Linked DNA regions of Mus musculus: regions 1, 2, 4 and 5 are each linked to region 3. The links are chromatin loops, found by intact Hi-C in ENCODE. Cell type or tissue: left cerebral cortex. All regions are shown on one strand. Links, peaks and the distances in the headings refer to the core of each region. The heading gives the core; the rest is flanking DNA. Region 1 overlaps Chst11 (carbohydrate sulfotransferase 11). Region 2 overlaps Chst11 (carbohydrate sulfotransferase 11). Region 3 holds the start of Chst11 (carbohydrate sulfotransferase 11). Region 4 overlaps Chst11 (carbohydrate sulfotransferase 11). Region 5 holds the start of 1700028I16Rik (RIKEN cDNA 1700028I16 gene).

Region 1 (6,323 bases), core at 921-5,920, 210 kb after region 3:
GGGATAATGGCCTCGTGGGGATACTCCTCACTTCCACCCACAGTTTGGAACTGTTCACTGTGTGCTTCAGGAGTTTTAAATGGAGATTCGTGTTGATTTCCATGGTCCGCATCTGTTTGTCTTCCGTCTGTGGTCCAGTGCTGTGTGCAGATGGTACTTACTCCCTTTCTCTCTCTTACAGGGAGAAAGACTGTCCTTCTGGGGAGAGTGTATCAATACGCTTCCAGAATGAGGGAGTCTTTCTCCTGTCTTGTGTTCACACTTCCTAGTGACAATTTTCAAAATATGTATCGGCTTGACTGTTTATTGTAGAGTGTAGAAAGGTTTCTGTGTTCCTGGCTAAAGACATCCATTGGTGAAATGTGCTTGGAAATCCAAGTGTTTTCTACTGAGGAAAAAAAAATGTTGGAAAAGCTTTCTCCTGCATGCCTCTTGTGCTTAGCTAGAAAGGGGAGCTGCCAGCGTCCCAGCTCTGAGCCACTGTTCAAAGGTGCAGCTGTGTTTTAGGACTAGGTACAGGCAGAGTGATAAGGACATGCCTGCTTAGTGTACTCATTTATCGAGAAAGTTTAGACTATGAGCCACAGGGGTCCCTGCCTGCAGTCCCTATAGCCTCCCCCTGCCCCAGTGCCTTTCTCAGCTGGTCTGGGAATCAGGGCAGCCCATTGAGGGGGGCTCAGACAACCCTTTCTTCCTGGTTCTGGGAGTAAGGCTTTCTCTGCAGCCACAAGGAGAACATGGGAACCAGAAACTTCTCTTTGGTCAGCCCTTCTGAGCACACAGGTTTAGCCCATGCTCCAAGAATGCTCCTGAGCATTGTATAAGCCCCTAGGACTCTTAGCTCATGTGATAATGATTGCATTACTATCCTGCTTTAACTGACAAAACCACAGAGAATTTTGCTTGCTTTCCTACTCTCTTCCTCTGCCCAGGCCTCCTCCATACGTATACATACACACATGGGCATGTATACACACACATGCACAATAGACATGCACACACACATGCACACATGGGTATACATATACACACATGCACAATAGACATGCATATATACATATACATGCACACATTGATAGGCATACACACATGCACAGTAGACATGCACACATGGGTATACATAGACACACATGCACAGACATGCATACACACACATGCACACATAAATGTGCACACACACATACACAAATTGCCCAAGCCTGTGCACTCCTGGTACCCATGTCCCATCCTGGCCCACCTCTTTGTCAGCAGGACTGACTCCATCACTCCCTCAGGTTTTGCCCACCAGCACCCCCCAGCTTTCCCCCAGCAGAGCTAAACAGCCCCTCTGAATAGACAACAGGACCTTCTAGAAACAGCTGAACCCTTGGACAGCAGCAGGCAGATTTTGATCTGCTCTCATCAGGTACAAAAGGTGGTATCCGTATTCTCTTCTGAGCATGCTCAGTAAGCATATGGACATAGAATTTAACATCTCTGTGGAGTGTGTGTTTTTTACATATTTGTATGCAGTCGAGGAGGGCCTGTTGTAGAATTCTCTCCCTGTATCTTACTATACTGTTAAAGAAGCTGAATTCTATGTTGCCAACAGATGCGTGAAATGTTCCTCCAGGAAAAGCCATTCAAGCCTGATTATTTTTCTAAGTAACTTCAATTAAATTGAAGAAGAAAAAAAAAAAGCCAGAATCTGTTTTCTGTGTGTGGACTATTTTTGGTTCATTAATGAAAGACTGGGGAGTGCAGTGGGGTGGGCTGTGCCCTTCAGCCTGCAAGTGATCTGCTCATGTGTGTGAGTGTGGAGATGAGACTCTGCTAGTCATCCAGCCAGGGTGAAGCCCCCTTCCCCTCAGTGGCCAGGGTGGAGCTTGCTTGCCCCCAGTGGCCAGGTCCTCCTTGTTAAATGGGTGAATGGAAACTTTGCTTCATTCTGCTTTTCTCTAGAAGTCTCTGCGCACACTGGAAGATTCTCTGGCTAGTGTGGTCCTGCCTCTGTGTCAAGAGCGAGGAAATAAAGCCCCCCCCCCCCGTGGGTGGTGGCAGAGCCAATCCTCACAGCCTACACCCTGGCACTAGACCATGTCTCCCTCTGAGCAGATGTCCGTTCCTGCAACTAGGAAACCACAGAGCTGATCTGCAGACTCACCTCTGCTCCTCTCTGATGCGCCACATCACTTCCTGTGACTGGGACAACTTAAGGAATGAGCCTGTTCTGGCTCACGGTGTGAGAGATCCATAAGTCTTGGTGAGGAGGGTGTGGCAGTTGGTCACCTCGCATCCACAGCCAGGAGGCTTTCAAAGATGAAGGCTGGTGCTCAGCTCACTTTCTCCTTTTCATTCAGTTCAGAATCCCAGCCCAGGGCATGATGCTGCCCACAATGGCCGTATCATCTCAATTAACTCAGTCTGAAAACACCTCTCACATGCCGAGAGGTTTGTTCCCATGGTGACTCTAAATCTCCATCAAGTTGATAGTTAACACCACAGCTGGGCATTGTCTTGGTCTGCTTTCTGTTGTTGTAACATAATACTTGAGGTGGTTAAGTGATAAGCACATTTATTTGGTTCCTGATTCAGGTAATAGAATTGTGTAGAAAAAAAAGAGAGCTTTCGGGTCCATCGTGATATAACAGAAATGGGAAGAGAACGGCCACCTGGGGGGGGGGGGGATCCAGAAGGAAAGATGGACTCAGGAGCCAGCTTGAGAGTCCCCATTCCCTTTGATGGCTTTATTACCACCAGATACAGATCTTAAGGTACACGCTCATTTGCTATCCAAACCCCAGAATCTTCTAGCTTTGTTGCCAGGACACTTTTCCATGTTTTTATACACACACACACACACACACACACACACACACACACACACACACACAAAATCCCACTTGAAAGCTGTTTCTAAAACCCAAATCTCAGAAAAGCCACACAGAACAGCTATCAGTAAAACAAAAGGAAGGGATACTTGGCGGGCTGGCAAGCTCGGAATTCCAGCACTCACTGAGGCAGGAGGATTGCCCTGAACTGAACTTAAGCCTGAACAAAATGGTATTACATTGCTTAAAAAACTGTGTCTCTGTGTGTGTGTGTGTGTGAATATGTGTGTATGTGTGACTGTATGTATGTATGTGTGAGAGAGTATGTGTATGTGACTATGTATGTATGTGTGTGAGTGTATTTGAGACTATGTATATGTGAGTTATGTGTGTGAGTGTGTGTACTATGTGTGTATTGTGTGAGTGTATTGGTGTATGTGTATGAGTGTGAATATGTGTGTGTATGTGTGAGTGTGTATATGTGTGAGAGTGTGAGTATGTGAGTGTGTGTGTGAATGTATATATGTGTGTATGTGTATGAGTGTATGTATATATGTGTGTAAGTGTGTGAGTGTGTCCGTCAGAGATCAGCTTTGAGTATCATTCCTCAGATACTACCCACCTTGTATCTTGGACAGAGTCACTGGGCTCACCAGTTTCAGCTAGGCTGGCAGGCTAGCCAGCCCCAGAGCTGGGATTACGCGTGCACACTTCTGTGCCCTGGTTTTTGTTTTCTCACATGAGTGTTGAGGTCTAACTTTCATCCTCATCCCTGCTTAGCAAGCACTTGACTGAGTCCTCCTACTCAGCCCTTGATTCTGTTTTCAGACACACCATGTATGGTTCCTGATGAGTCCACTCATCTGGCTGTCTTTGCCACCAGCAGAAGAGCTCACACCATGCCCAGACCTCAGGGCTTAGTCACCTCAAAGGAGGCCCGCTAAGCAGACTGAATGTAACTTCGCCATCTAACCCAGCCCTGACCCTTCACGGCCACTGTGCAGGTCCATGGGATGCCGAGCAGACTAAGACCTTCCTGGCTTCATCTTGAGAGAAGTGCTGAATGGCTTGTTTGCAGCCAGTCAGTCAGTAGGAAATTCCGATGGTGTCACTGGCGCCCTCAACTGGACACTGCAGGAAGTGCAGCGACTGCGGCTTGTGTGGGCAAAGCCCTCCCTCCTGGCCTCGCCCCCAAGAGACAGGTACAGATGATTAGGGAAAAGGGCAAAGTGCCCCATCTTGAGAAGAGGTAGATTTTCCCAAAGTATGACTTTCCAACAGTCTTTTAATAAGAACATTTTATAATAGACACACAGATAAATAAAACAAAAAGGGTTTTTTTAAGAGAGGAAGAATTAAGCCGGGCGTGGTGGCGCACGCCTTTAATCCCAGCACTCGGGAGGCAGAGGCAGGAGGATTTCTGAGTTCGAGGCCAGCCTGGTGTACAAAGTGAGTTCCAGGACAGCCAGGGCTACACAGAGAAACCCTGTCTCGAAAAACAAAACCAAAAAAAAAAAAAAAAAAAAGAGGAAGAATTAGTTTATACCCAAATTCAAGTAAGAAATCAAAGTATATACTTCCTGTATGGTGTGCCAGGGAGACAAGGAGCATCTTCATTCAAAATATGGAAATAAAAAATAACCTCCGCATTAATGAACTGCTGCTGTTCCTCCTCCTCCTCCTCCTCCTCCTCCTCCTCCTTCTTGTTTGTTTTCTCCTGGAGCCCAGGGCTTGAGCTTGCTATGTATCAGAAGATAACCTTATGCTCCTGATCCTTCTACCTCCTCTTGCCCAGTTCCTGGAACTACCAGGCATACAGTCCACGGCTAAATTTAGAATTGAACCCAGGGATGAGGCGCATGCTGGCCAAGTGCTCTGCGGCCAGGCCACACCCACAGCTCTTCCGCAATATTTTTAAGGTGATAGTACATCATGGTGGAGAAAAGACAAAGGCTCAGGATCTTTCCCATTGGCATGAAGGAGCCGGGCCTAGTCAGGCCCTTTACCTTTTGGGTTAAGTCAGAAACAGCCACTGCCTGGAACCAAGCTGAAGACAGAAAGAACAAACTGTCCAATGCCAGAATGGGCTCTGGGTGTGGACCTTAAGGTCCCTGAAGAGCCACTCTGCCCTCGTCCCAAATGCCTCAAGGGATCTTAAAATGTTTGCTTTCAATGTGGCTTTTTCCAAATTATGTCTGTCTGTCTGTCTGTCTCTGTGAGTGTGTGTGTGTGTGTGTGTGCGCGCGCGCGCGCGCGCGCATGCGTGCATGTTGTGTTTGGATATAAGTGTGTGGGTGGATTTGGACACACGTGTATCACAGAGCACATGTGGAGGTCCGAGGTCTGCCTCAGGAGTCACCCTTGCCATCAACCTTGTCTTGGAAAGAGTCTCTCTTTGTTCACTGGTGCACACACCATGCTAGCTGTCACATGTGCTCTTAGAGCCTCGGGTCTCTGCCTGCCATCTTACCGTGGCTGCTCGGGAATTCCAGGCTCATGAGTGGCTCTGTGAGTCTCTGCCAACAATTGAATGGTGACGTAAGTATAGGAGAGTTTAGCTTGGAATCCCATTTGGTTTTGGGTTATGCATGCACATGCACGTGCTCGTGCACACACACACACACACACACACACACACACACACACACACACACACACTGCAACCTAGTTCACTTGCATATGCTATATATACTAACTCCTCTCCAAAATGCACCTAGCAACCTCAGGAGACCCTCCTCACCCCCCTCGCATCAGGTTCCAGGCGCTCACAGCCCTGAACAGTAGCACAGATTTTTGCCACTCCAGGTAACAAGCAAATTTAGTCACTTTCTATTCAAGTGTATTCCCAGTGTATCTATATACAAAGAACAGAAGGGATGATCTGGTCTGAACTGGTTTGGGTTACATGCACAGTAAAGCAGAAATGTATCCTCAAACCTTTTAGGGAGAAGCCCCTACTTAGCATCTTATGCCTATGCATACTTGGGTGTGCATAAGATAGAATGCATTATGGGAAGGGGCATGTGTAGTGGGGAAAATGAATATATGACCTAACCTGTCAATCAGAATAAAGAACCGCCCAAATTAACCCCCTTAGTAACCAGCCCCTCTCCTTAGCCCCAGAGAGTAACAGAGTTTGAGTTCTGTCACTCAGGTGGCCTGCTGTCAATTTTAACAGGACATCCCTCTATAATCTACACTCTGAATAAAGCTATCTTGCTTCTCTGCAAGTCTATGCGAATCCATCCCTTATTTTCAATTCTTTGCATTAGAGGCCAAGAATCTGGAAACACTTGGACAGGACTCCAGCTACCAGAGACATGGGGATCCAGACTCAGGCTGCCAGGCTCGCCGCCTGGCTCGTACTTCCCTCACTGAGATCCCAACCCCCAAATTATGTATTTTCTCCTTTGTTATTAAATTTTCTGTATTTACGTGTGTGACGGTTTGTGTGTGGATGTCAGAGCACAAGTGGAGGGAGTGGGTTCTCATTCTACCATGTGAGTTCTGGAG
Region 2 (6,323 bases), core at 511-5,510, 200 kb after region 3:
GGAGTTAGTTATGTAAGTATGGATGAGAGGTTCTGTACAGGAATGTGGATAACTCAGAGGCAGCCACATCACCAAAAAGCCCACCACTGCATAAATGACAACTCACAAGAGCTCTATGCACAACTTTCAGGCAGCCTCAGAGAGTCCCCTCTCCCCAGCAATTGTTATGCCTCACAGAACAAGGGGCCTTGCAAGTCTTCTCTGTTTTAGGGACTTCCTGAGACTTGTGAGTTTCCTTTACTTCCTAAATCCTCCAAGTTTTCTTTGCTGACCTTGCTCCTGGAGGGAATGTTTCAATTCAGAGGGAAAGTTCTACAATGCTAACTTTTGTTCCTGGGGCTTCCTTGTGCCCAGGAGTTTCACTCAGCTAGCCTGTTCTCATGGATGGATCAGATAGAAGTCAAAGTCTGTAGCCTGTTTCAAGCTGAAGACTAGTACCCAGCACAGGATAGTAGGGATAAATTTGGGCTTTGTATTTTTTATGCTGTGAGACTTGGGCTCTAACAGTCATGTTAAGACTCTGACCTTCAGTTTACTGGTCTGTAAACTGCCAATCTCACCTCAAGATGGGAAATGGCTGGTCCTTGGTTGGTTGGATTCCTGAGCACAGATCTCCACAGGTAAGTATGTAGTCAGCCCCCCTTTTTCCCAGCCACCTTGGAATCAGACATGGTCATAAATAATCATGTGACCTAGAATAGCCTCCACCCTCCTGTTTCTCTCCAGACCTCTCACTGGCTGTCTCCCCAGTGCCTTCCTCGGGGCAACCCAATGGGCAGAGTGGAAGTATCCCTGCCTTTTCTTGACAGACTATAGTTTTGGGGGGTTGTTGTTTTAATTCTTTCCATAAGAGAACATATCTGGGGACATACACAGTGCTTGCCATGAAAGCATGAGGCCTGAGTTTGTATATTCAGAACCCAGGTAAAAAGTCAGGCATGCATAGTGATACATACTTTATAGTCCCAACACCCGGGAAGAAGAGACAAGGCAGGTCCCTGGGGTCACTAGTTAGCCAGCATAGCGTAATTAGTGAGGTCTGAGCTACTGAGAGAACTTATCTTACAAAATAAAATCCATAGCGGATAGTGCTTTAGGAAAAATACCCAAGGTTGACTTTGCACTCGCATGGGCGGGGTGGGGTGGGGTGGTGGAGACCAAGAGACCAAGAGACCGAGACTAACCCAATTGGGTGAGTCTGCATAGAAGTCCGGCCGCAGGGCTGTCCCCGCTGTTACCAGGTGCCTTTATTCTCCACAGCTAGAGCAACAGTTACATGGAAGCAGATGCTTTCATTTGTGACCATCAGCCGTCCCCATAGGACCGGTCCCCAGGCCCTAGCCCAACTTGCTTTTCAGAGCCTCTCTGTTCATTGCTTTGACACAGAAAATGGCACTCAGAGTGAAAAAAAAACAAAAAACAAAAACAAAAAGTTCCCAGCACCCCTCCCTTTGTGACCAGTGCAATTGTAATTACGACTAAAAGCTTCCTTCCCAAGGGCCTCCCCACCCCAGACTGGTCCAGCTTCGATGTGTCGATCTATTCCCAATCTATTCCTGGGGCCCTGGAAACACACACACAGCCTGCGGGCATACCACACATTGAATCAGCCAAGGTCTTGCCCTGGCTGCCCTATGTCCCCCAACTTCCCCCCACTACCTTTTGGGCAGCCAGTTTCTAATCTCCCCAAAGGCTTTACCGAACATCCCTATTTGGGGAAAATCAATAGATTTCCTCCTAAGCTGAACCGGCTCTTCATGCTTCCTCCTCAGAGGTCAGGGTGGGCTGATGTCACCCAAGCGCTCAAGACACCTCTGTGCACCTCACCTCTTCCCTGCCATGTGGCCCAGCACTTGGGCGCACTCACATGTGGGCGCGCACAACTCCCTGCTGGTGCCTGACTCAACAGCCGTCATAGAGCCATGGTGCTTTGGGGCCCATTTTACAAATGAGCACACAGAGGCCCAAGGAGGGAGTCTGGCCCAGCCTCTCTCCTAATCCCCTCATTTTCATCAGCCTGCCACTGCCCAAAGGATCACTCTCTTCCTGAAGGCCACTCATCTGGCCCGCTCTCAGGGACTGGCTACTTAGCTGTCCAGCGTACTGACTTCCTATGTAGGAAACTAGACCCAGGGGAGACACCCCACTAGACAGTTGGCCCCTGTAGAGTCTGGTGTGAACAAAAGTGCCTAAGCTTCTCTCATCTTCTACCCTGAACCCCCCACCCCACCCCTACCAATATCCTTCTGTCCTAGCTCTCCCAAGTGAGGCAGAGAAGCCAAAGGACAAGGACCATAGACCACTCAGAGGTTGGGTTAGGGTTAAATATTATATCCTGAAATAGATTCGTTTTGTCTCTCCTGTTAGCCCAAGCAGAGGCACTGTCCTTTAAAAGAGAACCTGCCATTTTCAGGTTTTTTTGCTCATTTTAATGAGTTCCCAAATCAGGCCAGCCCAGGAGAGCCTAGCCCACATTCCCTGCCTTGGTGACGAAAGTAGGCCACCTGCTCCCGCTGAGTTTCTGAACTTGCAGCCATCCGGACTCTACACTCCACGGGTTTCACAGAAATGTCCCCTGAGAGCTTGGGAGACCGGCTCAGTCAGCAGCAGCCTGAGAACCTGTGCTCAGTTCCTGGAACCCACGTAAAAAGCTGGGCACGTGGGGCTGGAGAGATGGCTCAGCACTTAAGAGCACAGGCTGTACTTCCAGAGGTCCTGAGCTCAATTCCCAGCAACCACACAGTGGCTCGGAGCCATCTGTAATGGGATCTGATTCATTAGAAGCTGAGACAGACTGGCAGCTTCTGACCCATGTGATGCTGTCTTTAAAAGAGGGGGAGGAAGCGGCACCTGAAGGAGCAGGGGTTACCCTCTGGTTTTCTCTGTGTGCACAGGCACACACGCGCACCTGCAAACAAATGAACCATAGTAGGGAGGGCAAAGGAGAGGGGGTATTTTCCTCGGTGCACAGAGGTGGCCTAGAACCACATACATAGCAGTAAGCCCCTTGGCTGACTCGTCCCATGCTCTGGCCTGGGATTCATCCCTGTACCTCCAGGGGGCTGCTGGTTAGAGAGACAAGGAAAGTCCTCCTCAGTGCTGCGTCCTAGGAATGGGTGGCTGAGTTGGGATTAGGTGGGCGCAGAGAAATGCTCCACCTGGGTTATGAGCAACAACCCCCTCCACCCCCACATACGCAGTAGCTCAAAAATCTACCAGTTACACGGTATTTACACCTCTGATGTCCTCAGCTTGTGGGTGTCTTACTCATCTCTGGGCTCCAGGTTGTCTGTGTGGCTGTTGTGCACCGCTGTGTATCCTCAGCTGTGACCTAAAAATCAATGCAGTCGCTTACATTCCTCAGCTAGTGAATTCAGCGATACTGGTCTCAGTGGCGCCTCCCTGTGGCCTTCCCGTTACACTGCCGTGTGGATGACAAATGGCCATCTCTCTTGAAAAAGACTTAGCAGGAGAGAGGCACTAATGTGTTGGCACAATGCTAACCCTCCTTCTCTGAGTCCTGCAAGGATTCAGCACCAAGTGCTTGAGACACACAAGACATTTAGACCTGGGCCAGCAGCCCTGCAGGCAGGGAAGGCACAGGCTGTATTCATTCACAATGTTGTAACTGTTGAAGGCTGGGCAGCTAGAGACAGTGAGGCCTGATGCTGGGGGTGGCTTCTTGGACTTTTGGGTTTGTGGGTGACTTGTGGAAGGGGTAGAAGGTGCCTAGCAGGTGGGAAAGGGAGGAATACTTTGCGGTGGTATCTGCTGGGCTGGCCCAATTCTAGCCTCTTCCCCACCAGGAATGGTACGTGGGTAACTTGTATTAATGAGGGAGATGGGGTGTTGATAGACCAGGAGGCATCAGAGATAGATCAACCAGTACAGTGCTTGCTGCACAGGCCTGAGGTCCTGGCTTCCATCCCTAGAACGGATAGGGGGGAGCAAAAAACAAACAAACAAACAAACACTGAGCATTGTGATGTGTGTCTGTTATCCCAGCGTAGGTTTCAGGCCAATAAGAAACACTGTTGTAGTAGTTGTTGTTATTGTTGTTGAAGGAGAGTGATGGACAGCGTCTAAGGAATGATACCTAATACCCAAGATCGACCTCCACAAGTACACACACACACACACACACACACACACACACACACACACACCACACACACACACACACACAATAGCCTACAGTTCTAGCATCCTGAAATCCACCGCCTGCTTTACAGTGTGTTGACTGTACTGATAGCTCATCGCGATGTTGCCCCTTTCTTCAACTGTCCAGCCAGGATGTTATTCCAGCTAATGTCTATCAGTCATTTTCTGTCAGTGAGATACCAGATGTGCATGAGTCAGGCCTCGTGAGCAGATGCCAGATGTGTCTGGCATTCCTGCAGAGCCCACTCCCGGAGAAGAATACCCAACCAGCAGTTCCTCGGGTGTAACAGAGACACCAGAGCTGATCTGATGGAAATACCCCAGGACCGTGGCTAGGAGCAGGTGCCTGGACCACCCACACTGACCGTACAGTCAGATGGCTAAGGTGGAGTCAAGGAGTTACAGTCACCAGACAACACAGGGAGTCAGCATTCAGGTTCAGTCAAGGCTTTGCTGCCTGGTTCTACTGCCAGCCCCTTTCCAGACAATCCTCCACAATGACGTTAAACAGGAAGTGAATTTCTACTTCCGTGGTGTTCACAAGACACAGGCATGGTGCCATATGTTTTTTTTCTGAGCCCTCAATCATCAAAGCAACCCCCAGAATGCACAACTATTGTCCCCATGGTACAGAATGGGGAACCAAGGCCTGAGGGCTCAAGATGCTCAGTCAAATGTTCAGTAAGGCGTGCTGAGTCTCTGGAGAGAGGCAGGAAGGAAACCACAAAGCCAAATTGTCCAGTCAGAAGCCAAGAGAACCTGCAGGGCCAAGCCATATTCTCCCACACACACACCTACCTGCCTCCCTAAAATACCACAGACAGCCCAGCCCTGGGGGGGAGTTGCCAGCCTCGAGGCTGAGAGAAGGGGCCCAGCTTCCTTCCTCCTGTCAGAAGTGACTTCCGATATCCCCAGAGTGTGTCAGTCAACAGGCACAGAGCCTGCCTGCCCCTCTGATTTCAGACTTCTGAAGGACCAGCCTCCTTGGTGTCGGAACCCTGTCCCTTCCTCACCCTTGTCCCTGTTCTGGGCCACCATTCATAGGAAGCCAGGCCAGCTTGGCAATGGTCCCATTCCTAAGCCTGAAGCCTTCTGCACCAGGCCCAAACCTCCCGGAGCCCAGAGACTGTGGGATGTAAATAAGGCCCCTCCAGCTACATCTGGCTTCCTGGAAAGGCGCCCCAACTCACGGAGCCCTGTGCAGAGCTCTTCCAACCTCTTCTGGTATCTTTGCCCTCCAGCATGGCATGACTCCTCCTCCTGTTTCCTGGGCTGACTCAGGTAGAAAGCTCCAGAGGAGTCCTCCCATGATCAAAGCTGTTTCATCAGAGCCGACTTCTCCTAAGACGAACAGCCTATCTGCTAATGCGTTGGTGCAGCTTCAGACTCTGGCTCCAAACCTCAGTAGGAGGATGGGCTGGGGCAGCAGATGTAGGCACCAGAGGAGCACACAGCAGCCTCTCCAGTCACCCAGAACCTGCACAATCCCTATACACCCCACATTATTGACATATACCTGCATCTATTCATACATGCATATGTGCATATATTACATTCACTCCTGAGTGTAAGCATACATTCATACATGCATGTGCGCACTGACTCGTATGCATTCATGCATTCTCACTTTAATTCAGACAAACCTTCGAGTGTCTCCTATGGGCCAAGAATTAGTAATGTATTAGAGGGAAAAAAAAGTGGAAGACACCTGCACCCTGGAATTAGCATGCTAGGAGGGAGAGAGGCCAGAGCGAGTCAGTGGTGTGTGACACGCATACAAGATGGTGGCTGTTGCAAGAGAGCAGCCAGGCAAGGGCTTGAGCCTCAAAACTTGCTCTTAATAAACTGACTGAGTACTTTTCGCAGGATGCTCACAGCCTGGCTGGTTCTTTTTCCCCAGGGGTCTTTAAGCTGTGCACCTAGGATGGGTGAACCAGAGGCTCCAAGAAGGTGTGTTACAGCCCTCAGATGCCAGGGAGAACACCAGCTGGTTACTCACAGACAACACCAGCCCCAGCAGGTTTAGTGAGACTCGACAAGGCTCACACCCAGGTTCCAGTGTGGTCCAGCCCTAGTATACATAGGACTCTAGGCCCTCTGAAGCTGTGGTTCCTACCCGGGCAGTACTAGGACCCTGGGACCACCGGCAACAGCCGGAGAAG
Region 3 (6,323 bases), core at 513-5,512:
TGTGACTTCCACCCGCTGTGTGCCAGTTGTACTGGGTATCAGAGTGGGATGGAGGGAGAGGAAGTCACCTTGATCCTTCAGGAGAGTTCTGTCTATAGGGCACAGTGGCTGGAGGTGGGGTCGGATCTGGAGCACAGAGGAGGAAAGAGAAGCCCAGTGAGAAATTAGGGGATACTTCCTGGAAGACGTGGCAAGTCACTGGCACAGCCTCTTCCGATTCTGTATGTTGGGCCAACCCAGATTTTGAGGATGCAAGCATGGATACCTGGCAAGGCTCTCCGTCCTTCTCCGGCACATGGTTCAACTCAATCTTCCAAAACCCCCAAAGACTCACATTTCTCACGTCTTCCTTGGGTGTGTGACTACCCAAACTGGCTTATTATGAATGTCCAGGCTCAACAGTGTGGTTTTCTGCCTTGGGCAGAAAGATGATGGAATGAAAGGCATGCAAATCCCTCTTCATCGTGCTTTGGTTAAAGAAGATAATGGCACGCCTGTAATGAGCAGCCCTGCAGGCCCTCTGGGGGATATGCCCCTACAAGGGGTCCATCCTCCCACCCAGTGCACTAGGAGGAGACTATACAGCAGTGCCTACTCACATCATGTGGGGACTCCCTGGGGAGTGGCTTGTATTGGAGCATGTATATCTCGGCCACCTCAGCAAGCAACTCATTCATAAAGGAGCAGCAAAATAATACTGGCTACATAAATATCTCCCTGTAATTGACTCTTGTCTGAATCACAGGAAGCCTGCGGACTTTCTCTGCTGAAGGGAAAACTTCAGGAGAAGGAAGAGGAGGTTTGGAGGCGTTTCTGGATACATGTATCAGAAAGCAACTTGTGAGTCTGTCAAATGTGAGGGGAGGATAAGGCCCATTACATTCAGATTCGACAAGAATTTATCAGTGCCCCTGTGAAGAGACACATTCAAAGGTACAATGTCTTATGGAATCCAGCATTCTGTAAATGCATTTAATGGTAAAGTAGAAAGGTCAGGCTTTACAATAACCCTGCTTTCCTGGCATAAAAGTGATCTCCTTATCATTGACCCGCGTCCACCTTATTGATCCTTGGCCACCCAAATGCATGGAGCTGAGCATTTAACAACATTTTACACAATGCAGGTAAGCAGCGCCATCTTTCTCTCTACCTGCCAAGGCTAAGCTGGCTTGGATCTCCCCCTCCCAGCCTCCACTCCCAACACTTTGTTGGACTTTTAGGGGCGTCTTTTCACATCCGTCCGACTGATTCTCATACACTTCGAATAAATTACAGAAAGCTGTACCTTTTGGTGAAACAGTTTTAAAAGCTACAAACCCGCTTTGCCCCGAGGGGTGCGGGTGAGGGCACGTGTCAGAAAGGCTAGCAGCGGCAGTCACCAGATCCTGGGATGCCGGAACAGTTTCCCTAACCTTGACTTTAAGTCCGCTCTCTTTAACCTCTTTGCAAAAGCAGCCCTCAAGCTGAGCTGTCCTTTGAAAGAAAAACGGAACTGCCCAGTTTTTGATCAGTATGAGAAGGGCATCCGCTCTTAGGGGAGCGTGGGGCAACTTCCCCTGCTAAACCGCCCAGGGATTGTAAATGGTCGCGTGTCAGCAGGGCTCCTGTTTGCCTCTGTCACCTAACCTGCTTCTCGCCACACCGGAGAACGGGTGGCAGCACTACAGCATCTTATTCATGGTTTTCCCCCATCCCGGTTGTGTCATGGAAACGTTCACGCAACCTCGAGACAGCGGCCCAGCTCCGCCCAGGGACTGAGGGCTTTTGGGACCCTGCGGGAGCGTGCTGCGCACTCCGGACTCCCCGGGAAACAGCTGGACGCGACCACGTCTCGGGTAGGGGCGGGGGGAGGCGACGCTCCGCCCCGGCGCGGCCCCGCCCTCCCCGCTCGCCGGCGCCCTCCCCTCGCCGGGGGCTGCGAGTTGCGTTTGGTAAAACCCAGCCCTGGAATATATAGATCACTGGAGCGCAATGAAGTAGCTTTTGGCGAGGGAGGGAGGGAGGGGGGCCTGGACAGTCACAGAGGCCAGTGCACGGCGGCGGCGGCACCTTCCTTCTCGCATCCCGGTCGCCCGGCCCGTGAGGAGGCAGCGGCGGCCGCAGGCGCCAGCAGAGGAGGCGGCGGAGCATCGAGCAGAGGCGAGGCGGACCGGCAGGAGCGCGCGGCCGGAGCCACGCATCCTCACACTTGCACACCAACTCCTGCGCCTTTCACCCTCTAGACCAGAGTCGGGGCCTCGGAGAGCCTCGGTGAAGCTAGCGGGAGCCAGCTCCGGAGCCCAGCCAGCTCTGTTCTGAGCCTCCCCGGTGCTGGTACCCCCGCGGCGGGGTCCCCGCTTCTGCGCTCGGGACGCGCCTCCCGGACAGCCGGGTCCCCGCGGCCAGGACAAAGCCATGAAGCCGGCGCTGCTGGAAGTGATGAGGATGAACAGAATTTGCCGGATGGTGCTGGCCACTTGCTTCGGATCCTTTATCTTGGTCATCTTCTATTTCCAAAGTATGTTGCACCCAGGTAGGGGGCGCGTTAGCGTGGTTTTGTTGGATATTTTCTCCTCTCTCGCTCTGCTTTCTGCTTCTTCCAACCTCACCTCTTCCCTTCGGCCTCTTCGGGGCTCTTTACTGCCGGGATCCGCGGGTCACGGAGTTGGGATGGGAAGAGAAGGTGCGCTTCCTCTTCCTCCCATCTCCAGGCTAGAGGTTGAGACTGCAAGGAGAGACAGCGGCGCGTGTTGTTGCCTCCTTTTTCTTTTCTTTTCTTTTCTTTTTTTCTTTGTGTCTTGTCTATTGGCTAGGTGGCATAGAAAGGTAGGGCTTGTTGGAAGCTGCCCGGGTTGATGGGAAGACTACAAAACTCTGTCCGGGTTGCTGCTGAGGGCTGAGGTGAAGCAGGCGCTGGCAGCCGGCTGTTCTGCGCCAGGCAGCGCTGCCTCTTCCTGGTTGGGGACCCCCGGGCGAGTGGTGCACGCCCCGGCTGGGTAGTGAGTCCCTGCAGCCGCCTGGGAAGCCCCAAGCCCAGCTACCACGTGTTCCAAGCTCAGCAGCAGAGCAGGTGTGGGGACAGAGTGGGTAGGTTCCCTGCTCTTCTCTCCATCGGGGGAGATATTTTGCGAAAACACCCCAGGGTCCAGCACGGTGGTGACTTTGCAGCTGTTGCTCCTGGGCCTGGTCTACCATCTCCTGGCCCCAGACCCCCCAGCTAGGAACTCCAGAGCCTTTGGGCTGCACTTTGACCATCAAAGCTCTTGGAGATACTTTGTGCAGTTTCATCCCTTCTTCTTGGGTTCTGAGCATTTAGAGACTTCTGCAGCACAGGAACGAATCCTTCCTCACGTCTTCTCTGGCTTAGGCTAAATACCAAGTCTCCTATCAGGATAGGCAGGGCCTAGGCACCCCTCATCCCGGGGGTCCAGAAGGAAAGTTTGGTGCTAGAGAAGAGAGGGGCGCCCTGGAGTGCTCTGGCCGGGCTGTGCTGCATGGTTTAGAAGCCCAACAGGTAGGACTTTCTAAGACGGTTCTGTATGTGGCCACCCAGCCTTAGACTTGGGAACCCCTTTCCCCATTTCTTCTGGATCAATAGACCTGTACTGGGTCACCTTGACATATTTTGACTCCTCAGAGTCGCTACAATAATCATTTCCTTTCCTAATAGCAGGGAGGAAGGGGGTGGGGTGGAAACACGTATCTTTCCAGGGAAATAAGGCTGTTTTTTTTTTTTTTTTTTTTTTTTTTTTTTTTTTTTGCCTCCCGCCTTCTTTACGTGTATAGCTAACACTTTCAGTAGACTCAGCCGCGAATTCATCAAGCCAGACAGAGCCGTAAAGCTGTTCCTTGCATCAAACAGGCAGGGATTCCTTGACAGCGCAGGGACAGACTGGCCTCTCTTCCTTTTGGGGCTCACAACAGTTGTTAAGGAGGTCTGGCTGCCAAGAATATGGTCTTGTGCTACCCGGACACCCCAGCCAGTCCTGGTAAAAGATGGCTTTTGTTTGCAGCTCATATTTTTAGTCTAATGTCAGCAAACTCCTTACTCAAACCTGTGGTTGTGAAACTTGTGAGAGAATTTAAAAATGGACTTTGCTGGCATTCTGGGTTGCAAGAGGGTGGGACCAGACACACGGGCATCTCAAGAGTGCCAAGCTCCAGGGGCCACCCAGAACCAAGCCAGAGGGCTAGAGGACAGGCTGGTATGCAGATATAATGAAGCTAATGCTGTTTAAACAAAGGGCCCAGTGATTTGGTCTAGACTTCAGAGCTGTGTTCAGGCCTATTCAAGTTTTGCTGGGATGGTGCGTGCCCGGTAATTCTCAGCAGAAGTGCTTAGACCAGGAGTGTATGGAAGGAATGTACGTGAACCTCTGTGCACCTGTAAGTTGTCCATCAGAATTCCCTTAGCATGAATCCTGTGGTGAACTACGAAATAAGCTTTACTCAAGACACGGAGGAAAAAACTCACAACCTGTAGCCAGGGCCTTGCGTTTCCAGCTTTCTAATCATCAGAATTTAACTTATCAATTGACTTGGAAGTGGCTGTAGGGTTTTTTTTTTTCAGTGTAGCCTTCTGGAACTTTTAGCCTTGTCCAAGCCTGTGGGTCACTGAATACTGTCTTTGATCCTGCTGGGCCCTTCCCTTCCTGGTCTCCTTTCTTTTCACTAAATGACATTTGTTTATAATTCATATCACCAGGAGCCTGCTTTTGCTGAGCCCTCTTTTAGTGCCAGGCAAATGCAACTTTCAAGACATCGACCTGGATACGAACCTACAGACGTTTGATTGAAAGTTCTTACTTGAAATTATACATAGTGCCGCAGAACTCCCTGTCAGTACTAGTAATATGGGCATAAATTTATGATTTGGAAACAGTGTTGTTTTTTTTTTATCTCTTGTTTTTTTTCATTTTGTTAATATCTATGGTTGATAGTTGAGATCAAATCGTTTTTTTTTTCTGCTTTGAATTTTTAAAAAAAGATTCTAAGAGAAGATTTATTTTAAATTACTCCCTCCCTTGCGTGTGTGTGTGTGTGTGTGTGTGTGTGTGTGTGTGTGTGTGTGTGTGTGTGCAGTGCCCATGGAGGTCAGAGAGTGTGTTGGATCCTCTGGAACTGGAGTTACAGATGGCTGGGAGCCACCTCTGTGTGAGTGCTGGGAATTGAACCAGGGTCCTGTGGGAGAGCAGTGTCCTTGACTTCGAGTTGTTTCTCTGACCCCTTAAGAATTTTTATTTTTATGTGTGGGGGTGGGGTGGAACCTACATGTGTGTGCATGTTATATGTGTGCAGGTGCCTACAGAGGCCAGAAGAGGGTTTGAACACCCTAGCGCTGGAGTTAAAGGTTGTTATGAGCCACCAAATGTGGGTGCTGGGAGCCAAACCTTGGTCTTCAGCAATAGCAGCAAACTCTCCTACCTGGAGAACCTGCTCTCGCACACCCCCACCCCCCCTTGAATTTTAAAGTGACGAGTCTGTGAAGTCCCCTGGTTACAGTCAGTCTTTTTACCTGGGGAATCTCTCGGATCAGATCTGAAGCCCTCTGGCAAGGGTTCTCTGGATTCCTGTCTGTGAGATAGAAAAGCAGTTCCGTGAAGGAGATGAACTCTTAAGTTTCCTTGCTGGCTGGAGGGTATGCGGGAGGGAAAAAAATGAAACAAAACAAAAAACAAAAAACAAACAAAAACCAAAAAACAAACAAACAACCCCACAAACTCTGCCTAGCTCTTAGGCTGGCAAATGCCTCCTGACATTCTAGTCTGAAGTCCACTGTCTTTTGTATTTTTCTAGCTCATAAGCTTGGGTAATTGCGAACTTGAGTAATTGGCCATCCGTTACACCACTTAGAGTTTAGTAGGAGTGGGCTATGGTCAGTTAGGCAGTTTTCTTTTGAAACCCTCAACCTCCTGAGTTAATAATCTTCATGAAGTTCTTTTATTTATTTATTTATTTTTATTTATTTATATCTTTTTTGGTCAGGAACAGGGTTTTAGGCTTCTCTCTAGTCTGGGTGTTTTATACAGGGCCTAACACATAGAGGCCTTTCCATAAACTATTTGCTAGCTGAATGGATGAAGTAGTTGACCCTTGTCTCTAGCTCCAGGAAGCTCTAGTTCAGGGCTGGTCAGCAGCAGCAGCTGGCTTCTCCCTCCAGCTCTGCTGCAGGGCGTGCCTGGGCATTCTCAGACTCCTAGTTCTCTGGTGACTGGACCCAGTTTAAACTTGTTAATATCGGGGCTGACTGCACGGCTCCCGAGGCACCAGGCCCCGAAGATCCTTCTCTGTGTCCTGGATAATGGGGAAGGGTGGTCTCAATTAGCCACTGACGTACAGAAATC
Region 4 (6,323 bases), core at 396-5,395, 74 kb after region 3:
ACCAAATGGCACATTCTTAAGGGTGAGCACAGGTTACCACAGGTAACCAGAGGTTAATACAAGAGGTTAGGTCAACAATGGACTCTAAGAATCCCCGGGCCAAAGCCGGGTGTGGTGGTGCACACCTTTAATCCCAGCACCCGGGAGGCAGAGGCAGGCGGATTTCTGAGTTCGAGGCCAGCCTGGTCTACAAAGTGAGCTCCAGGACAGCCAGGGCTATACAGAGAAACCCTGTCTCGGAAAAAAAAAAAAAAAAAAGAATCCCCGGGCTAGTTTGTCAGCTCTGCCTGCTTTCCAATGGTTGGTTTGCATTCCAGCTGCTCAAGATCGGTGGCCTTAAGCACAACATTGAATCTTCTTCAGATTTTATTTCCATATCTATAAAAGGAGTGTAATTGTAGTATCTATCTCACAAAGTCATTATAATGATTAAATTGTTTTCTTCTCAGATGCAAAGGAAAAGCCCTTTGCTGGGTGCCTCTGGGTTTTGGATGAAGTCTGCTATTCTTGAGGCGGAGAGTTGATACAAATAACAGCAGATGAGAAGGGGTTGGGAATGTAGGAATCCTTGCTAATGCTGGATGGCCAACCTGTTTATTTCCTCCTTGGAGGAAGGTTTTGGTAGGTAGCCCAGGTTAGCGTGGAACTCACCATGGAGTCTAAGTTACCCTGGATGCACAGTGCTCCTGTTCAAGGCTCCCAGACACTGGGCTTACAGGCACATGCCACCATGCCTGGCTAGACTTTAGCTGAAGCAGGGATGGTTGGTTCCTTGTAACCTGTGTGTCTTAACCGGCCTCTGCAATGCTGCTGGACTGGAATCTCACTGGAGGCTCATGGAGCCACACCACCCTCACCCCCGTGCACACTGACAGATGCACAGCCAGGGACAGTGGGTAGCTGGAAAGAGGGGAGGCAGGGAAGTAGAAGTGATAAGGTGTCAAATGGTTTACACTTAACTTTCCAGGAAAAAGAGAGAATTCTGCTTTGTAACACTTGCCAATCCTCATGGTGTAGATATTTCTACTGTGGCTGATTGCGAGCAGGCAATTCGATCGTACTATCCTCGGTGTTGGGATGAAGTGCACACAGTAGTTCTCGTGTGCTAGGACAAGCCAGGTCCAGCTTATCACTGGTGGAGGGAAGGAACAAAGGGAAGGAGGAATTAGTCCATTGAACAGGCATAATGATAATGTCAATAGCATAGTTACTGAGTGCTTAGATTCTGTTCCAAGCCCCTCCCAGTGACTGTCCTGTTGTATCCCATTGGCCAGAGGTGTCACTTGACCCTTTCTAGCTGTAAGGAAAGCTTATAAAGGAGGAGTAGCAGTGTCTTGACTTGGTTAGACCCTCAGTATGTCATTGCTCAGGATTTCCCTTGGGTCCCAGATATCTGCCAGCCAAGAAAAGGGCTGTTCAAATGAGTGACCGGGAGTCTAAAAGGACACAACTGTTCAAATAGAATAGGTTCTTTTTCCGCCTTTCCAACCAACTAGCAAATCCCACTGTTACCAACACGATGAAATCTCTACCTGCTTTATTCCATGTCTGTGGGTACCACTGAAGACATGGTAAACAGAGCCGGCCCTTGAGAATGGTCTGTTTCCTAATGCAAACAGGAGGTACCAGCTGCAGTGATAAAGGGGGCGGGAAGAAGGGACTATGTGCAGCTTGGCAGAATAGGATTGCAGCAAGCATTCAGAAATGCAAACACAGGTGCCCAAGTGTGACCTGGGCCGTGCCATTTCACCTGGGTGCCCAGGGGTGAGGTGGGAGTGGGGGGGACTGGTCGTAGCCAGAGTGAGAGCCTTGAGAGGATGTGTAACCTCTCTCTAAAGGTCTTCCATCCCTCTGCATGTGCTTCTAGGACTGCTCATAGCCCAGCCTGTCTCCATGGCTTTCTCGACATGGAAATTGGGGCTTGCATCTCAGGGGAGGGGCTGTCCTGAAGGATGCTTGGAAGCCTCAGCATCATCCAGAGCTTTGCAAAATTTCTACTTGATTTTCATTTCCTGAAAAAAACCAAAGAAGTGATCGATGGGTTCCGCACCCTCACAAACACAATGAAGGACGAAGATGCTGAAGAGAGAAAACTGAAGGGGAGGGGGATGCTCCGCTAGAGCTGGTGTTCATGATGGACAGCTCTGTGCTTTCTCTGGTTGGAGGTGGGAGCGGTGAAGCTGGAAGCAAACATGGAAGGTTGTTGTCTAGGAGTCCTGTTTGCATAACAACAGGGTAAAACTGGACCTCAGGTCGTTGTCTGTCACCCTTGGTGTCGAGCAGTCATAGCTGGAATGGAATACTGTTCATAAAGCATTGAGAAGGTATTTATCATTGTGAGGCTGGAATCTTTGGACCATTGTGTGTGTGTGGTGTGGTGTGGTGTGGTGTGGTGTGGTGTGGTGTGTGTGTATTTGTGATTTGGTGTGTTTGCCTGTATGTGGGTGTATATGTGTATGTGTTGTGTGTGTATTTGTGGTGTGGTGTGTGTGACTGTATGTGAGTATATGTGTGTGTGGTGTGTGTGTATTTGTGGTGTGGTGTGGTGTGTGTGTGTGTGTGTGTGTGTGTGTGTGTGTGGTGTGCACACACTTCACACCTTGCCCTCATAGTTCCCCATTAGGGAGGCTGGCATCTTTTATGGTAGCTGTCTGACTGCAGTTTAGCTCCCCGTAAGTCTTTACCAGGCCTTGCTTCTCCAATTTCTTCTTTCTGACAGTCTGGAGAAGAGAAAGAAAGAGAGTGTCCATGGAACCCTGTTGAGACAATCTCTACCCTATTTCTTAGCAGCTTCCAGGCTCTGGTCTTATTTCAAAGGCTGCCTACTCCAGCTCCGCAGTGTGAGTTGCTCTTCTGAAGTCTGTCTTCCCAGGCTGGGCATGGACTTCCCTGTTTTACAAATAGGATTTCCCAGAGGAAGTGCACGATCAGGATGAAGGCTCTTAGACCCCACGCCAAGGTCAAGGTCTTCTAGTGGAGTGGTGTGATTGTAAGGGTGAGGTGCTGAGAGGCAGGCTGTTCCCGCCCGTGCATCCTGTGCTTGCCTGACTTCAGAAGCGTGCAGAACGAGGAGTGCAGCTTCAGGAGCTAGAAGTCTCTGCTGCTCTTGTAGCCGGGATGCCCAGATTCTATCAATTCTGTGTCTTGCAGGAGCAACGAACTTCTCACCCTCCTCCTCCTCCCTGGCCTGTGCTGTGTGGCTCCATGCAGACAGGCTCTGAGGAGGCAGGATTTACATATTCTGCTAATCACAGCTGTCAGATTCCTCGAAGAGATCTGACGGTGGAGAGGCCTAACAAGTGTGAAAAGTATTTTTAACCAAGCTGTGTGGGGTTGATAGCCATTTAGGGACTAGTAATGGAATCTGAAGCTTCATGGGAGGCTGTGGGGAAGCTGTGAGGGATGGAACTGCTCAGGCTGCGAGCTCTTGGGTGCTGAGCAGCTGAGGGGCCATCTGATCCTGGAGGAGGCCCACCTTTTTCTCCCCTCCTGACAGCTGTCAGTCAGCTGCTTTATGCATTTCAAATTGATACCCTTCCTTGTCTGGCACAGGGGACCTTGGAAGTCGAGTTGTTGAAAGGGGTTAGAATGGGAAACATGCTATGCAAAACGTTTGTTCCTTCGTTTATTCATTCATTCATTCATTCACTCCACAAGCATGTTGTGGGTGGGGGCCAGAGCATGTCTAATTTTCTTACAGGATGCTTATCAGGCTGTCTGCTAAGGGGCGGCTCCTGGGTGGGTGGATCTGGAGTTGGCTGAACCTCAGAGTTTCTAAGTTGCTTGCACAGATGCTGCTGCTGGCTCCAGCAACCCCATCCAAGTCACAGGATCTGAGACTCCATGCCACTTTGGTGTGACAAGATGAAAATAGGGGCGTGTTCTTGCCTCAGGTCCTGCCTTCCCATTTCCCCACGTGTTCCTCTTCTGGCCTTGTGCTCAGCTTTCTTCTTTTGGTTAACATCTCAGAGACGTCAGTGCCCTAGAAAGACTTTTCCTTCCAAATTTAAAGTAAGTAACTTCCCATATCCCTGTTTGAGTTCATTTTTCTTAAACTGTTCTCAGTGTCTGGCTGTTTATTTACTTATTTTGTCGCTGTTGCTATAACGAAAGCCCAGAGACTGGGTAACTTATAAAGAAGAGGTTTATGCGGCTCTTGGTTCTGGAGGTGGAGAAGTCCAAGAGTGCACAGCTCACATGTGGGGACAGCAAAGACCTTCCTGCGTGGTACTCTGAAGACATCATGTGTCGAAGTGAAAGCATGCAAGCTTCTGCATTTATTCCTGCCAGTGTGGTGCCCTCTGCCACCAGAGGCCTCATGAGAGGCCAAAGGGATGGAGTCGCCTAGTCTTGGACTTTTATCTTCCAAGACTATAAAACAAACAAATCACTTTTCCTTTCTTTTCTTCTTTCTTTCTTAAGATTTATTTACTTACTTCAAGTATGTGAGCACACTGTCCCTGTCTTCAGATGCACCAGAAGAGGGCATCTGATCCCATTACAGATGGTTGTGAGCCACCATGTGGTTGCTGGGAATTGAACTCAGGACCTCTGGGAGAACAGTCAGTGCTCTTAACCACTGAGCCATCTCTCCAGCCCACAAATCACCTTTCTTTGGGTGTTTTGTTACAGTAACAGAAAAAGGAATTCAGATTCTCAGTCTGTCAACTGCACTGGCTTTGTTCCATACAGAACCAGAAGGAAAGGGAGCTTGTGGCAGCTCGAGCTTGCTGGGCTGGGATAAGTAGACTGATAAAATATCCAGTTTCTGGCTGGCAAGATGGCGCACTGGGTCTAGGTGCTTGCTGCTACACCTGACAACCTGAATTCGCTTCCTGGGACCCACATGGTAGGAGGCAACTTACTGACTTCCCAAAGCTGCCCTGATCTCCACATGTGTGCTGTGGTGTGTGTGCATACCCATACTCAATACATGCAAACATGTACATACATGCACATGATAACTGCATGTAATAAAGAAGAAAAAGAAGCCAGTAGATGTTGTATGGGATAGAATGAGAGGATGAAAAAGAAAATCTGATTTCTGAACTGTAATTTTGACTCAATGGAAGCCAACGTAGGCCTCAGAGTGACAGCTGGTTTGAATCTTGGCCTAACTGCCCCTATCCTGAGAGCCCACGGAGGAGTTACTCAGCCACCCGGAGTTCCCTGTGGCTGTGCCAGAGAGGCTGGGTTTGAATCTCAGGCTGTGACAGAGAGCATTCAAAGTCCGTCTTCCCCAGAGCCAACTCTCACTCCGTTGAACAGCTTGTCCCTCAGGCAGATGGTGCTGGCAGCAAGCCTGTCCTTCAGAGCTACAGGTGGAGCGCTGGCAGTCCCAGAGAGAAAGCCTCCGGGGGAGTCTACTCCCCAGCTGTTGGCTGGGTAACATCAGGGTTCCCGATGAGCTGAGGGAGAATGTTGGGGCTACGGGGATGAAGCTGTGCCACAGTGAGAAACTGGAGCCCCTGACAGAGGCAGCCTCACCTACTGGGATCTCAGTGGGGCTGGAAGGGGGGAGGTTACAAGAGGACCTTGCAAGGACAGGAAAGACCTCCCAGAAAGAAGGGGCTTGGGGGAGATGGAGCCCAAGCCAGGGTCTCAGCCTCGGTTATCTGTAGCTGAGGATGACCATGAAGTCTCTGCTTTCTACCTCACAAATGCTGGGATTATAGGCATATGCTGCCAATGACTGAATTATGAGTCCTCAGGGACTGATCCAGAACATCCCGCACGCTGCCTCTAGTCAGACACCCCACCAACCGAGGCCAATCCCCTGCTCGGAACTGGCCGTTAATGGCCACAACCGGTGTATGTCCCTTTGGCCTCTGTGAGCTGTGTGCCCATGTCATCTATGACACCAGGGTGGCGTGATGCCCCGTTTTACTGAGAAACCGAAGCTCTGAGAACACGAGACTTTATTCCAGGTGACAACTTGGAAAGGGATGGAGCTGTGATTTAAAGCCAACTTTGTCTGCAAAGCCTTCTTTCCAACTGCAGCCTGCTGAGGAGAGGCAAACCAGGAGAGGCTTCTCCAGGACTCCGGGCAGGTGGGAGAGCAGAAGACTCTAAAGTCAAAGGCTGGCTGGCTGCTCCTGAGAATCCAAGGGAGAATGTCTCATTCCCAGCGCCTGCTGGATGAGGGCAGTCTGTGGTGTGTCTTGGCTTGTAGATATCCTTCAAGGTCTGCCCAGAGTGATACTGTACCTACTGAACTAGGCCAGAGCCTAACTGTAAAGAGCCAGGCCTTGTCCTCCCCAGAGATCAACTGAAGACATGAATGAAGGAGGAAGGGAGGAAGTTGGTTCTCATTGTGTTCACGC
Region 5 (6,323 bases), core at 616-5,615, 170 kb before region 3:
TGCACCGCCACTGTCCGGCTAAACTGCACTTTAAAAAAAGGTACCTCTAGCTGGCCATGGCGGTGACCGGTGGCAATCAAGAGATCTGGATTTTAAGACCAGCCTGGGCTTCACAGGATCTTGTCTCAAAACACTGAAGATGAAAAAGAGTCTGGGGATGTCGCTGCATTTATAGAGAACCTGCCAACCATGCAAGGTTGGATTGCCCAGCTCCAGGAGGATCTGAAGGTCAAGGCCTGGCTACACAGAGAATTCTAGTTCTGAGGTCCTTGAAGAGTTATTTCTCTACCAGTGACATGAGCCAATTCAAGCCAGATTATAACATATTAAAGCAGGTTTATTAGGAAGCTGCTCTGGGGCGGGCGAATTCACTGGCCCTAAGGGAAGAAGCCAGGGAAGTCGCCATGGAGAGGGAAAGACGGTGAGAGGGAAGAGAAAGAAAGAGAAAAAGGAAGGAAGGGAGGGGGGAGGGAGGAAGGAAGGAAGAGGAGGAAGAGGAATGAGGAGGAGGAGAGGGCCCTAAATGTCTGGGTTATTTAGGTAAGAGCCTCTGGAGGAAGGGCAGCCCAGCCCCAGGGCAGGAAAGTTCAAGGTTGGGGGCAAAGTAGGGACTAAGGGATGCTGGGAGAACGTGGAGGACAAGTCTGCTTTGATATGTAAAATATGACCTCAGTCCTTTGTTGGGGGGAGGGGGTCCCGGAAACCAAACAGTCCAGTCTTTAAAAAGAAGAAAACAAAACAAAGCAAAACAAAACCCCTAAAGCAACCGTCTTGGTATAGCATGGAACAAAAGAGACCCAGCCTGGATCCTGAGGGGCAGAGCTCTGCCTTTGAAAGTTCAGTGACTATTTCAACAGTTGCCAAGGACCTGCAGGAGGCTCTGATTACTGTAAGTAAAACGAAGGACAGACAGAATATTACACAGGCCCAGAACTGCAGTTCTGTGCTTGAGCAGGCCTGTGACCATCTAAGGTTAAAAATTCACTTGCAATCTTCACTAGTGGGGACACAGAGGGGGTCTGCAGTCTGACCCCCACGTGGCACTATGTCAGGACAGCCTTAAGTTCCAAACACAAACATGTTTAGTGCAATCCTATTTACAATCTTTTTTTAGAAGAGAAACAGTTTGGCAGGAAAGATGGTGCATGCCTATAATCTGGACACTCAGAAGGCTGAAGCAGGAGGATTGCAAGGTTGGGTCCAGTTGGCTACACAGTGAAAGCCTGTCTCAGAACACCAGAAACCAAGAGGCTGGGGAGATGGCTGTGGAAAGGTTCTGCACAGGCCTGGCCATCTGAGTGGATTGGGATGTAGCAGTGAGAGTCTGAAAGGCTGGCACACCCAATGTGAGATGGGAGGCAGAGACTGCAGAATCTCGGGAGCATTGGATGCCGTTATCCTGGTATGTGCAGCAGAAAACAAGAGAGACCCTGCCCCAAATCAAGGAGGATCATGAGGGAGGTGTCTGCAAGCACATGGGAACATGCATGCGAGTGCGGGTGCGTGCGTGCACGCACAGGCACACACACACAAGCAGAGAGAAAGAGAGAGAGAGACAGAGAATCAAAACCAAAAATTAAGTTTCAACATTTTACACAGTGAAATAGGCACCTGCAGTCCAGCAGCATTATCGTGTGGGCCATTCTATTACTGTTACTAAAACCCAGCATTTCCTTCAATACCTAATTACTATAATCTCCCCGGCACTGTGGCAGGCATTTGGACAACATCAAAGACAAAAGCACAAAGGTGATATTTTGGTGAAGTTTATAGTCCCAGATCAAGGCGTGGGCATAGGAGTCAGAGGTCAGAGGGGAGACTAGAATGTTCTTAGTGGTCAACGCAAAAACACGACTGTCATCTCAAAGGGCACGAGACACTATGACTGACTATGACCAGAGACCGCAGCTAGCCTGGAATAACGTGGTCCAGTGCAAAAGCTGCTATGTGAATTTTTGTAGTCTCATGGTTATGATTAGATAATCATAAATCAAGACCTTACTAGATACGTAGGTGGGTTTCAGCAATGCAAGGAAAACTCTTACAGGTTCGAGATGCTATCTGCCCATGTGTTCAGGCACACATGTGTAACCCCACACACACATACATACACACACAGGGGAAGGAAGAATAAAATCAAGAGTAAACATAGCAGTGCATGCCTATCTGTATATATATATATGTATACATATATATATATATGTGTGTGTGTGTGTGTGTGTGTGTGTGTGTGTGTGTGTATGTCATATAGCACACACGGGGCAAAAAACAGAGGCTCCTTAATTTAAGGTCAGCCTGGGCACTACATAAACTCTGTCTCAATAAATAAAACCTTAAAAAAAAAGGCAGCTTATTTTTCAAAAGCAGCATGGCAGGATGGCAAATTACCCCACTACCCATTGCCAGATAAGGCTGTGGGAGCAGAGTGGTCCCAAGTTCTTTAGAACCAAACTAAAGAACTAAAGCAAAACTCGGTTACCAAACAGTTTAGCAAGTTTCCAGGTGAGCCCTGGTTAGACACAAGACCCTACCTCAAAAACCACAAACATATTAGTAAAAAGCATCCAGAGGCACGGCTCAGTATAAAGGTGCTTGCCATCAAACCTCAGGAGATGAGTTTTAGTTTGATCCCCAGGACCCACATGATGGAAGGAGAAAACTGATCCCTGAGTTTTCTGTTTTGTTTTTACAAGACAGGGTTTCTCTCTGTAGACCAGGCTGGCTTGAATTTACAGAGACCCACCTGCCTCTGCCTCCCTCTAGTACTGGGATTAAAGGCCTGGATGTGCCACTACCGGCTGGCTTGAGTTGTCCTCTGACCTCCATATGACCTCGACATTAACCATGACACCTGTGGGCTACCTACACATTTTTAAAAAGTCAAAGAAAACAAACAAGTGTATGAGATCCACGGAAAAGCAAGCTGCTCCCAACCCCCATCCTCTCCCACACCCATCCCCATCCTCGCCCACTCCCATCCTCATCCTCACCCCCCCCACCCCCACCCCACCCTCACTCCCATCTCCATCCCAATACTCTCCTCCTCTCCCTCTTCAGGCTAGCTCTGTTGGCGCGGCCCATCGCTTATCTCTTCCCTGGCCGGCAGGGGGCGCGCGCCCTCCGCTCGCCATCCTCCTCCTCCTCCCGCGCGCGTGGACCGCCCCCCACCCCCCTCGCGTGCCGGGCTGCTCGAGAGCAAGGAGGAGGGGGACCGGAGGCGCGGAGGGCAGGAGCGGCGAGGGTGTGTCAGGTACGGCCGAGCAGCGCCTGTCCACGCTGCCCCGGCAGCGCGCTCCTCCTTGCTCTCGAGCAGCCCGGCACTGCCCTCCCGGAGCTTCCGAGGAGTCGGCTGCTGGGCCGGAGCGGAGAGGGGCACAGGTCGCCAACGGGCCGCCCTGCCTCAGCCGCAGGTTCTCAAGGGCGTTGGTGGCTCCACAAGCTCGCCCGCCCGACCTCTCGCCGCCCCAGACCCGTGTAAGCATCTCCCGCGATGGTTTCAAGTAACCCCCATTTTACAGGTGAAGAAACCGACGCTCCAAGAAGTTAGGAAACTTGCTCACTCAGAAATCTGCCTGCCTCTGCCTCCCGAGTGCTGGGATTAAAGGCGTGCGCCACCACGCCTGGCTGTTTTTTGGGGGTTTAAAAAGATACTTTATAAACAGGTAGAAATATAAGCCAAGTTACTCCCCAAGTTACCCAGGCCAGAGTGGCAGAGCTGGGACCCAAGCCGATGCCATTGGGCTGTAGGTCTCTGGCTGTGATCATTGGTTACACGGCCTCCCCCACATCCTTTATAGGTCCCAAAGGGAAATAAAACACTGAACCCTGGCTTCTGCCGAGATGGTGAGATAGGGGCTCGCCCCACGTGGGATGCATAGCTGATGAGGGAAGGTTGGTAGGGTGTCTGGCGCAGGGTCCTTCCCTGCATTCCAGGTCAGGGAGCCCCAGGGAAGGACAGGAAGGCAGAGGACCTAGAAGAGCGCTTATGATGGGGAAGGGGAGGTCTTCGGAGGGATAGGACAGTACCCGCGTGAAGGGTGGATAGCTCCTGTGGCCATCGCTTCAGTTTCTTCTCACTTATCACGAGGGAGTTGGAGATGTGTTCTAAATCGATTTCTGTGAGGCACCTACTCTTACTAGGTGGTTTTTTTTTTTTGTTTGTTTGTTTGCTTTTTGTTGTTTTTTAAGATTTATTTATTTTATGTATATGAGTACACTGTAGCTGTCTTCAGATACACCAGAAGAGGGCATCAGATCCCATTACAGATGGTTGTAAACCACTATGTAGTTACTGGGAATTGAACACAGAACCTCTGGAAAAGCAGTCAGTGCTCTTAACCACCGAGCCATCTCTCTAGCCCTCTTAACTAGTTTTTGTTTGTTTTTTTGGGGGGGGTATTTATTTATTTTGGTTTTTCGAGACAGGGTTTCTCTGTGTAGCTGTGGCTGTCCTGGAACTCACTCTGTAGACCAGGCTGGCCTCGAACTCAGAAATCTGCCTGCCTCTGCCTCCCGAGTGCCGGGATTAAAGGCGTATGACACCACGCCCGGCTGTTTTTTGGGTTTTTAAAAAAATACTTTATGCCGGGCGTGGTGGAAATATAAGGCAAGTTAACTCCCTGCCCTGGCTTTCATTGGCCTAGATACTACATCAGGCGGTCTCTGTTCCTACCTTGCCAGAATGACGGTGTCTATTGTGCCGTTTTACGGTTTTCATTTTTATTTATGTGTGTGCGCGTGCGTGCCTGCTTGTCTGTGTGCACCGTGTGCTTTCAGCTGCCCAAGGAAATAGGCATCCCATCCCCTGGCACTGGAGTTGCAGATGGTTGTGAGCACCTGGTATGGGTGCTGGGAACCAAACCCACATCTTCAGTAAGAACACTAAGTGTTCTTTGCCTTTGAGCTCTTTCTCTGACTCCTTTTTCTTCTTTCTGGGGACCTGAACTGGGGTTCTCACACCCACAAGGCAGGATCTTAACCAACGAGCTGAAACTTAAATTTGGGCCTGCTTTATGAAGCAGCACTTTGTTCCGGCCATTTTTCTATACTTTACATGCATATGGGCAGGAGACACGCTCCTTGTACGACACTTACAAAGGATGCTAGGATGTACCGATTCCCTGGAATGATGCTGGTGATCTGCTTTATCTAAATGCTGGAGCACACAGTGCTCTCTCATCTTAGTTCCAAGCAGCTGCTTCCCAAGTGAGTGTTCAGAATCTAATGTGAAGCAGCTCACAGTCCGGTTCAGGTTGCTAATGACACAGTGTCGCCAAGCATTTATTATTTTATCAGGCACTGTGGACTCAGAGAAACAGGGCATGACCTCAGTTCTCGAGCATACAGTCGCCTGGAGAAAATGCGGAGTCATGATGTGTCGTCAGGAAAGCAGAGGGGCACCGGAAGCTTGGGGAGGAGGGCAGACGGGGTTGATTTTGGTACTTAGCACTGAGCAGGCGTTTTTTTTGCTATAACACGTAGCATTCTTTCCTAATTAGCTTGTTAAAATTTTTCCTGCTGGAGTTTTGAAGATCAGGAATGTATGCCAGTCATTACTGTAACTCCCACAGGTCTTGCCTCACTGCCTTACAGATGGGCAAAGGCATCCATCTGCTCCACAGAAAGAACTGCATATGTGAGGGACCTTCCAAAAACCGACGCGGTTAACTCCCACCAGCTTCTCCAGTTGGGGCACGGGGCAGTAGTTCTCAAAGATGGCCCCAAGATCGCTTGTGAAAATTAAGTGCATGTGAGCTGGGAAGTTACACATTCACTTTCCTAAACATATTAACTGGGTCTCAGACACTAGGCCAGGAAGCAGGGGATGGGTGCTTTGGGTCAGGAAGGAGGGTGCTGTGGCTTTGGGTGGGGATGAGGCTGAGGGAGCCCCTGGGGACCACTGAAGCAGAGGTAGAGAGAGGAAGTGAGAGACTGGGCACAGAACCAGACATCCTCCTGACTGTCCTGCTGGATCCCGAGGTCGGGCAGAGGTCAATATTGTCTGTTTCAGTGTCGTAACTGGAAGCCCCTGCCCAGTGTTTGACCCCTCGTACTTGATTCTTTGTGTGTGCACAGAATTCTTTGTGTATACTTAAAGCCTTTAAATTACTTAGTTCTGAAAGTACAGTTTAGATTTATAGTGGGTTAAATCCCTGAAAGGAGGAATTGTGAATCTGTGTGTCTTTCCTTTAGGGGACCCTTGAGCGAGCATTCCCCATAGCCTGCTTTCTGCTGGTGAAATTAGTCTGCCATTCGTGTAACCACTAATATAAAGCCATAGTGGATGTTTACTCAAAAAAATTTTTTTTTCTCACATCTCTTTA

Evidence for each region. Hi-C counts contacts between places; a loop is a spot of excess contacts. Peaks named below come from ENCODE experiments on the same cell type or tissue, not always from the same donor. Only the 100,000 strongest peaks of a DNase experiment are listed, where the experiment ranks them.
Region 1: it touches region 3 in a loop (2.5-fold over the local background); 17 of 42 quality-filtered maps call a loop at or near these places.
Region 2: it touches region 3 in a loop (2.5-fold over the local background); 17 of 42 quality-filtered maps call a loop at or near these places.
Region 4: it touches region 3 in a loop (2.1-fold over the local background); 3 of 42 quality-filtered maps call a loop at or near these places.
Region 5: a loop joins it to region 3, with 2.2 times the contacts of the local background. A loop is called at or near these places in 3 of 42 quality-filtered maps.

What each region holds. Positions count from the first base shown.
Region 1 is chr10:83,194,222-83,200,544 of GRCm38, forward strand. Chst11 (carbohydrate sulfotransferase 11) reads left to right here. Exons shown (of 3, transcript NM_021439.2): 3 at 1-1,679. Among named protein-coding and RNA genes, the nearest start is that of Slc41a2, 140 kb to the right of the region's middle. In left cerebral cortex, for the core only: a CTCF peak has its summit at 3,937 (motif pointing left); DNase peaks (open chromatin) are centred at 2,069 and 3,911.
Region 2 is chr10:83,179,398-83,185,720 of GRCm38, forward strand. The region is part of intron 2 of Chst11 (carbohydrate sulfotransferase 11); the gene reads left to right. Among named protein-coding and RNA genes, the nearest start is that of Slc41a2, 160 kb to the right of the region's middle. In left cerebral cortex, for the core only: a CTCF peak has its summit at 3,405 (motif pointing left); DNase peaks (open chromatin) are centred at 2,632, 3,391, 5,221 and 5,477; H3K27ac peaks cover 1,457 bases.
Region 3 is chr10:82,983,471-82,989,793 of GRCm38, forward strand. Chst11 (carbohydrate sulfotransferase 11) reads left to right here and starts at 2,027. Exons shown (of 3, transcript NM_021439.2): 1 at 2,027-2,512. The coding sequence starts at 2,395. In left cerebral cortex, for the core only: a CTCF peak has its summit at 2,510; DNase peaks (open chromatin) are centred at 835, 1,821, 2,472, 3,073 and 3 more places; H3K4me3 peaks cover 3,825 bases; H3K27ac peaks cover 2,874 bases.
Region 4 is chr10:83,057,246-83,063,568 of GRCm38, forward strand. The region is part of intron 1 of Chst11 (carbohydrate sulfotransferase 11); the gene reads left to right. Among named protein-coding and RNA genes, the nearest start is that of Chst11, 75 kb to the left of the region's middle. In left cerebral cortex, for the core only: no CTCF peak of the experiment used is centred there; DNase peaks (open chromatin) are centred at 3,249, 3,751 and 5,284.
Region 5 is chr10:82,808,886-82,815,208 of GRCm38, forward strand. 1700028I16Rik (RIKEN cDNA 1700028I16 gene) reads left to right here and starts at 3,238. Exons shown (of 3, transcript NR_038042.1): 1 at 3,238-3,474. In left cerebral cortex, for the core only: a CTCF peak has its summit at 3,112 (motif pointing right); DNase peaks (open chromatin) are centred at 3,127 and 5,593; H3K4me3 peaks cover 513 bases.